Regions from separate parts of the Homo sapiens genome. Here all the other regions are linked to region 2. The links are chromatin loops, found by intact Hi-C in ENCODE. Cell type or tissue: PC-3. All regions are shown on one strand.

Region 1 (2,500 bases), 360 kb after region 2:
TGTCATTTTCTCTCCTTCTGACTTCCACTTTCCCTAAATTGTTGCATTAATCTAGCCACTCCCCAGTCATCACCACTACAGTGTGAGTTCTTTTAGGAAAAGAACCAGTGCTTATTCATTTTTTATCCCTGATACTTGGAACCTACTAGGTAATCATTAAACGTTAGCTATTATTTAGCAATAAGATTAAAACCAGGAGACAAATGGCCTTAACTCTGTCAAGAGGCAGTAGGACAATTTCGTGGGACTAGGAGTGATGCCAGGCCCTTCTCTTAAGTCTGTCGCTATTTGAATCCCAGATTTGAAACTTAAGGGAAATAAAAATTTAAGTATACATGCCACCTCTTAATTTCTTTTCAAATACTTTTTTTCATTTTTCCTTCTCAAAAAAGGAGAAGGAAGAGGAAAGGAAAGAAAAGTAAATGAAAATTTTTAAGAGGTCCATTTTCTACTCAAGGATGAAAATGCACATCCCAAATGCTTATAAAATCTACCCCTTCCAACTACTGTTTATAATAAGCAGTGTAGTAGAGTTAGGTGGAGGAAAAGGAAAACTATGGTAGTAGAAATTGCATTTGCTGAGTACACATGTGAAACGACAGTTACCACCTTCATTCTCCAGTGTTAGGTTTTGAAATCGCCATAGTAGGAAATCCACTTTAAATATGTTTGCCTTTGGATCTATTTTTAAATGAAAAAAAAAATCTCAGTGCTTCTGGTGTATGTATGTAGTAGAGACAGTCTTAACCTAAGATGTTAAGAGAGGAGTCTGGGGACAATTTATCAGTGTCAGAACCCAACACCAGAAGAGAAATCGGAGTGACCTTTTAACAAAGGTTCTATTTTTAAGATCTAATTGACTTAGCCACTGGGATTATCTCTGGTATTAAAAGTTATTTAAGGGGGTTGCTCCATGAAATTCAAATAGGATGTATGGTAAATCATTACTAAGATGATACAATGGCAGCAAATATTTACTGATGCAAAACAAAAAGCTCTAGAATACCTGAGGGTTTGCCTGCTATGGTAGTGAGTTATGAGGGACATCACAATCAAGGCATGCTTGTGGCTTTTTCCTTGCAGCAAAATAAATAAGCAGCCCTTGGAGTCATCAGAACACCCAGGAGGACTTATAACCTATCCCTTCGGAATATTTAGTCAAACTCTTGCTTACTGATTCTTCACTTTCTCTGAATTTCCCACTCTTTCCTTTCCTAACTTGTGTTTCTAGCTGCCAACTCCCATAGTATTTCCCCATTTCCTTAACACTCTCATTTTCAATTTATTCCTTCCCCATATCTCTTTCAGGATTTCTCCACGTTCAACAATATGAGATTACCTCAGATAGGAGAGTCCACTGATGAGTGTACGTGTGAGTAAGGTAAAAAACAGTGCTCTACAAGGTTCCCTTGCAGCTCCTCAGGGACCTCAGTCTATCAATCATTTTCTCCCCTACATATGCAATTTCTCTTTCCTATTACAATATAACTAGGGTGAAGTATCTTCTATCTTAAAAGACAATGTTACCCAGACTTTAAACCAACAAAAGATCAAAAGGGACAAAGAAGGCCATTACATAATGGTAAAGGGATCAACTCAACAAGAAGAGCTAACTATACTAAATATATATGCACCCAACACAGGAGCACCCAGATTCATAAAGCAAGTCCTTAGAGACCTACAAAGAGACTTAGACTCCCACACAATAATAATGGGAGACTTTAACACCCCACTGTCAATATTAGACAGATCAACGAGACAGAAAGTTAACAAGGATATCCAGGAATTGAACTCAGCTCTGCACCAAGCGGACCTAATAGACATCTATAGAACTCTCCACCCAAAATCAACAGAATATACATTCTTCTCAGCACCACATCGCACTTATTACAAAATTGACCACATAGTCGGAAGTAAAGTACTCCTCAGCAAATGTAAAAGAACAGAAATTATAACAAACTGTCTCTCAGACCACAGTGCAATCAAACTATAACTCAGGATGAAGAAACTCACTCAAAACCGCTCAACTACATGGAAACTGAACAATCTGCTCCTGAATGACTACTGGGTACATAATGAAATGAAGGCAGAAATAAAGATGTTCTTTGAAACCAATGAGAACACAGACACAACATACCAGAATCTCTGGGACACATTTAAAGCAGTGTGTAGAGGAAATTTATAGCACTAAATGCCCACAAGACAAAGCAGGAAAGATCTAAAATTGACACCCTAACATCACATCAAAAGAACTAGAGAAGCAAGAGCAAACACATTCAAAAGCTAGCAGAAGGCAAGAAGTAACTAAAATCAGAGCAGAACTGAAGGAGATAGAGACACAAAAAACCCTTCAAAAAAATCAATGAATCCAGGAGCTGGTTTTTTGAAAAGATCAACAAAATTGACAGACCGCTAGCAAGACTAGTAAAGAAGAAAAGAGAGAAGAATCAAACAGATGCAATAAAAAATGATACAGGGGATATCACCACCGATCCCACAG
Region 2 (2,500 bases):
CTCCAAAATCAGTCTTAATTTTTTTCGAAATATTTCCCGGCTACAGTCTCACTTATTCTTATACATAAATATCTCTCTAAATCTCTTCCTCAACTCTAAAATAATCAATGTTTGAGTTTAGCTAATATAGATAGATAGATAGATGGATAGAGGTAGATAGATAGATAGATAGATAGATAGATAGATAGATAGATAGATACATGCATACATACATACATACATACATACATACATACATACATAGGGACAGATAGATAAACAGGCTGATAGATTTGAGGGAGAACTGATATTTTTCACTGTTAATTTTCCCATTTAGGAGCACTGTGTTCGTTTACTCAGATTTTCTTTTGTGTCACTCAGTTTTATGTTCCCAATGTTGGGAACTTGGTGAACATTAAGTATTTACTGAAAAGAGGACATTACCATATTGTGTATACTTCTCATTATATTCCTAGATATTTTGTTTTATACTTTGATTGCCTAATAAAAATATCTTTTTTTTGTATTACAGTTTTCAACTGGCTATTCCTGGTGTATAAGAAAGCTAATTACTAATTTTGGAGCATTTGGCTTGTAATCACTTAGCAGAAATGCATTACTTTGTAAAGTCATGACTGAGGCTGCGTTTCTGTTACTTTCATGCGTGCATGAGAGTTTCAGGTGCCGAATTCTAGGTTCAGAATATTTCTTTTCACAGAAAACTGCAAGCATGACTCCTACTATCTAAGGGCATTTATTGTAGCTGAGATGTCTAATTCTAACCTCACATTTTCCTCCTTTTGTTGAGTAGCTTTTTTCCTTGTTGTATACTTACAGACTTTTTTACACTATCATAAATTAAAATGCTTCACCCAAATGTGTTTATGTCCAATCCCCTTCATTGTTTTTCTTCTGGTATATCCCCAAAATCAAGTTTTCAACTAAGAAAATTTGTATCAATGATTTAATAATTTTTGCTTCTTTTTCAAGTGCCCTGTGAATAATATGAATTTCTATTACAAATATGTTTTTCTCCCGGGTATTTTCTCCTGTCTCTTATATTTTCTAGGCCATACTTATACTTTTCCTCTAAGTTACAGAAAATTTTTGATGGCTGGACTTGCATTTAATTAATTTATTTTCCTGAAGTATCAATTCTACTCTTCACTGCCTCATGGCATTTTAATTTGGGGAATTAAAAAATCTAAAAGCAAGTTTTATTTTATTTAATTGATATAGTTAGCCATCAATTAAGAAAATGATTTGGTATATATTTTAGAACCATTTTCCTGTTACTATTTCAGTAAGTTTATTTGCTGAGAGGTTATTTACTCTAAATTCCTTAGATTGGTGCCTGTGAGCGGAACTAATAAATGTTTTCATAACAATGATGTTTTTGTCCTTGAAGTTTACTCATCCTTAACAGGCCAATGCTTGCGTAGTTCTGTCAGTTAAAATAAGTTGTACTAGAAACTGGCTCTGTGTAGTCCCAAATAAAAGCAGAGGGGGGTTACTTTTAATAGTTCTAGTTTATTCTCAATTCATTTTCCATTTGTGGTTAGTATTGAGAGAACCATAACCAGAAGGGGCCACTGCCACTGTTACGCTAGGAGCCCGGAAGTAAGTGGGCACCACCCACCTTGCTAATCAGTGTGACGGCCTCAATGAACAGTTCATGTAGCAAGTTCCTACTTCACTCAACGGACCTTCCTCATCAAATGAAAAGCAGAGCTGGCCAGGTGTGGGGACTCACACCTGTAATCCCAGCACTTTGAGAGACTAAGGTGGGAGGATCACTCAAAGTCAGGAGTTTAAGAGCAGCCTGGGCAACATAGTAAGACTCTGTCTGAAAACACAAAATGAATAGCTGGGTGTGGTGGTGCATATCTGTGGTCCCAGTTATGCTGGAGGCTGAGGCAGGAAGATCACTTGAGCTCAGGAGGTTGCGGCTACAGTGAGCGAGACTCGAAGGAAGACAGAAAGAAGGAAGGAAGGAAGGAAGGAAGGAAGGAAGGAAGGAAGGAGAAGGGGAAAGGAGGAAGGAAGGGAGGGAGGAAGGAAGGGAGGGAGGGAGGGAGGGAGAGAGAGAGAGAAAGAAAGAAAGAAAGGAAGAAAGAAAGAAAGAAAGAAAGAAAGAAAGAAAGAAAGGAAGGAAGGAAGGAAGGAAGGAAGGAGGGGAGAGGAGGAAGGAAGGAAGGAGAGAGAAAGAAAGAAAGAAATGAGGGGAGGGGAGGAAGGAAGGAAGGGGAAAGAAAAGAAAGAAAGAAAAAGAAAGAAAGAGAGAGAAAGAAAGAGAAAGGGAGGGGAGGGGAGGAAAGGGGGAGGGGAGGGGAGGAAGGGGGAGGGGAGGAAGGGGGAGGGGAGGAAGGGGGAGGGGAGGGGAGGGAGGAAGGAAGAAAGAAAGAAAGAGAGAAAGAAAAGAGAGAGGGAGGGAGAGGAGGGGATGGGAGGAGGGAGGGAGGAGAGGAACGAAGGAAGGAAGGAGAAAGAAAGAGAGAAAAGAAGGAAGGAAGGAAGGAAA
Region 3 (2,500 bases), 220 kb before region 2:
AGATAAAAGGACTTGATGTATGCCTGCAAATACACCAAATTAAAAATAAGCTAACACATGAAAGAGAATTGATATCTACATTAACTTTGACTTTTTGGAAGTTCACAAAGTTTGTATGTAGGAAGCAAGAGAACTGATATCTAAATGAACTTTGACTTTTTGGAAGTTCACAAAGTTTGTATGAAGGAAGCATCAGAAGAAACAGGAAATAATCATGATTGTTCAGCAAATAAACCTCATTCAACAAAGTTCCACGTGTTCTAAGTTCTATGCAGGCTGATCCTTGGTTTCCCTTTTTTTTTTTTCCTTTTCACTTCTGTCTGACATCCAGTGCTTTCTATACCTGCTTGACACAGTGGAGATCACTAAAGCTGGGAAACAAAATCACCTTTATTGTGTTACTAGCAATGTGGATGGCTTACTCTCTTCACTGTATGTCTGTTTCCCATACAGACATACAGGTTTAGGAGAAATGAGTCCAGCCACACGCATAGCCATTTGTAAAACAATTAATAACATATAAAAGTGAATTCAACAAGTACTTTTTAAATAATTTCTGAGTAGAAAAAGTTTTTAGATTTCATGTGCAATAAATAATCACTTACAAATAAACTGTCATGTCAAATATACATTGTTTTATTAAAACAAGTGATTGAGTTCAAATTTACAAAACTCAATTTCATTCAAAATTTCTCACGTTTTAATATTCTCCTGGCTTTTTGTCATTTTAAAATTTCTAGGAATTTTTGAATCTTTAATTAAGGTCTGATGATCTCATGTCTAGTATATCATGTTAGACATTATCTTCTAACTTGATTCTTCACTTTATTCTGCTTCTCCAATCTAGATGTTACCATGTTGGTAAAGAAGTTTCTTTCAATTCTCTGGAGTATAAATCATGGTATTCCTTTGTCAAGTTTCTACAGAACTCTCTCATCTGTTAGTTTCAGTCTCAATGACTCTGCCTATTTTAAAGATCCTATCCTTGCACCTGAAGCAATCCCAAATTTCCTTTCCAAAATTATTTCAATATACTCCCTTCATATGAATTTTAACTTAAGTCAAACCAGTATCCTCACAGTTACCTAATTATGCATAAATGCATAAGGAAGACCATGTGTATGTGTTATTTTTGGAGTAATTTTCAGATATAGTGGCTCCCTACCTAAGACACATATTTTTCCTTCTCTGCAAATTCTTCTTATCCTTTAATGCCTAGCCAAAGCCTGCTTTCTTCCGGAAAGCATTTAAACACCTTCTACCCATTGTTATCTCCCCTTTTCCTGAATTCCTAAGAGTATTAGGAATCTGAATTGACGTTTTCCAGGGGTTGGTTTGCAGGCCAGAGGGTAAATTTTTAGTGACTCACATTAATTGACAGCTCTGTCCCTCACCTTAACTTATTAGGGGTTCTGTCTTTTGACTCTTTTGCCTTCACTTCACTCTAGGATTTCATTGTCAGAAATGTAGATATATTGTGAAATGTCTTGTGAAATTTGGGTGAGAAACTTTAATATTATATATTTTAATATGTTACTATAATATATATCAGTAAAAAATATACTGACGTGTAATAATTTTCTTTTCTTTTCTTTTTTTTTTTTTTTTTTTTGAGTGCAGTGGCGTGATCTCGGCTCACTAAAAGCTCTGCCTCCCGGGTTCACGCCATTCTCCTGTCTCAGCCTCCCGAGTAGCTGGGACTACAGGCACCTGCCACCTCACCCGGCTAACTTTTTATATTTTTAGTAGAGACAAGGTTTCACCGTGTTAGCCAGGATCGTCTCGATCTCCTGACCTTGTGATCTGCCCACCTCAGCCTCCCAAAGTGCTGGGATTACAGGCGTGAGCCACCGCGCCTGGCCTGACGTGTAATAATTTTACATTGATTCATGAGAGACAGACACATCATTTCAAAGGTCCTTGAAGACTAAAACTTCCTTTCATATCCCCTAGAAGGAGCTGCTGGTTGAAAGAGAGCCTTGTCATAAGAAAGAGCCATTCTATCCTTCTGCGGCAACTTCTGGTGGCTCTAAAGGTGACACAGCCTGGATTTTGACTTTCAGAATTTAGGGGAAATTATTTACCTGTATTACTGTTTCTTAAAATAAGAGTAATGGTGATAGAGTTTGGTAAAGTGATATAATAATATATCTATAAATCCTTTGGGAAACCATCTAGATCAAAGTAAGAAGAGAAAACCTAACTAAAATGATGGATTAATTTCAATGTGGTTATCTATTATTTTATAGCTTTGCAGGCTTTACTCTCTGGACACTCGACAAATACATATTGAGCATATATATGTGTATCATGCAGTATTACAGGCACTGCAGTAGAGCAGAGAAAAGAAGCAAGCAAAAATCCCTTTTCTTATGTAGTTTCCGTTCTAGAGATGAGAGCTACACAATGAACACAGAAAATAATTAACAGTGCATAGCACATCTGCGAGTGGTAAGCACTGTAGAGAAAAAGCAGGGAAAGACAATGGCATTGAGGGCAG

The links. A loop is a pair of places that touch in the nucleus more often than their neighbours do. Peaks named below come from ENCODE experiments on the same cell type or tissue, not always from the same donor. Only the 100,000 strongest peaks of a DNase experiment are listed, where the experiment ranks them.
Region 1: it touches region 2 in a loop (4-fold over the local background); 1 of 110 quality-filtered maps calls a loop at or near these places.
Region 3: a loop joins it to region 2, with 1.9 times the contacts of the local background. A loop is called at or near these places in 1 of 110 quality-filtered maps.

Annotation. Positions count from the first base shown.
Region 1 is chr7:40,821,591-40,824,090 of GRCh38, reverse strand. All of the region lies in intron 13 of SUGCT (succinyl-CoA:glutarate-CoA transferase), which reads right to left. Among named protein-coding and RNA genes, the nearest start is that of LINC01450, 160 kb to the left of the region's middle. In PC-3, no CTCF peak of the experiment used is centred here; a DNase peak (open chromatin) is centred at 1,060; H3K27ac peaks cover 1,408 bases.
Region 2 is chr7:41,182,958-41,185,457 of GRCh38, reverse strand. No RefSeq gene overlaps it. Among named protein-coding and RNA genes, the nearest start is that of LINC01449, 83 kb to the right of the region's middle. In PC-3, a CTCF peak has its summit at 1,528 (motif pointing right); a DNase peak (open chromatin) is centred at 1,467; H3K27ac peaks cover 2,500 bases.
Region 3 is chr7:41,402,297-41,404,796 of GRCh38, reverse strand. No RefSeq gene overlaps it. Among named protein-coding and RNA genes, the nearest start is that of INHBA-AS1, 290 kb to the left of the region's middle. In PC-3, no CTCF peak of the experiment used is centred here; a DNase peak (open chromatin) is centred at 1,286; H3K27ac peaks cover 2,377 bases.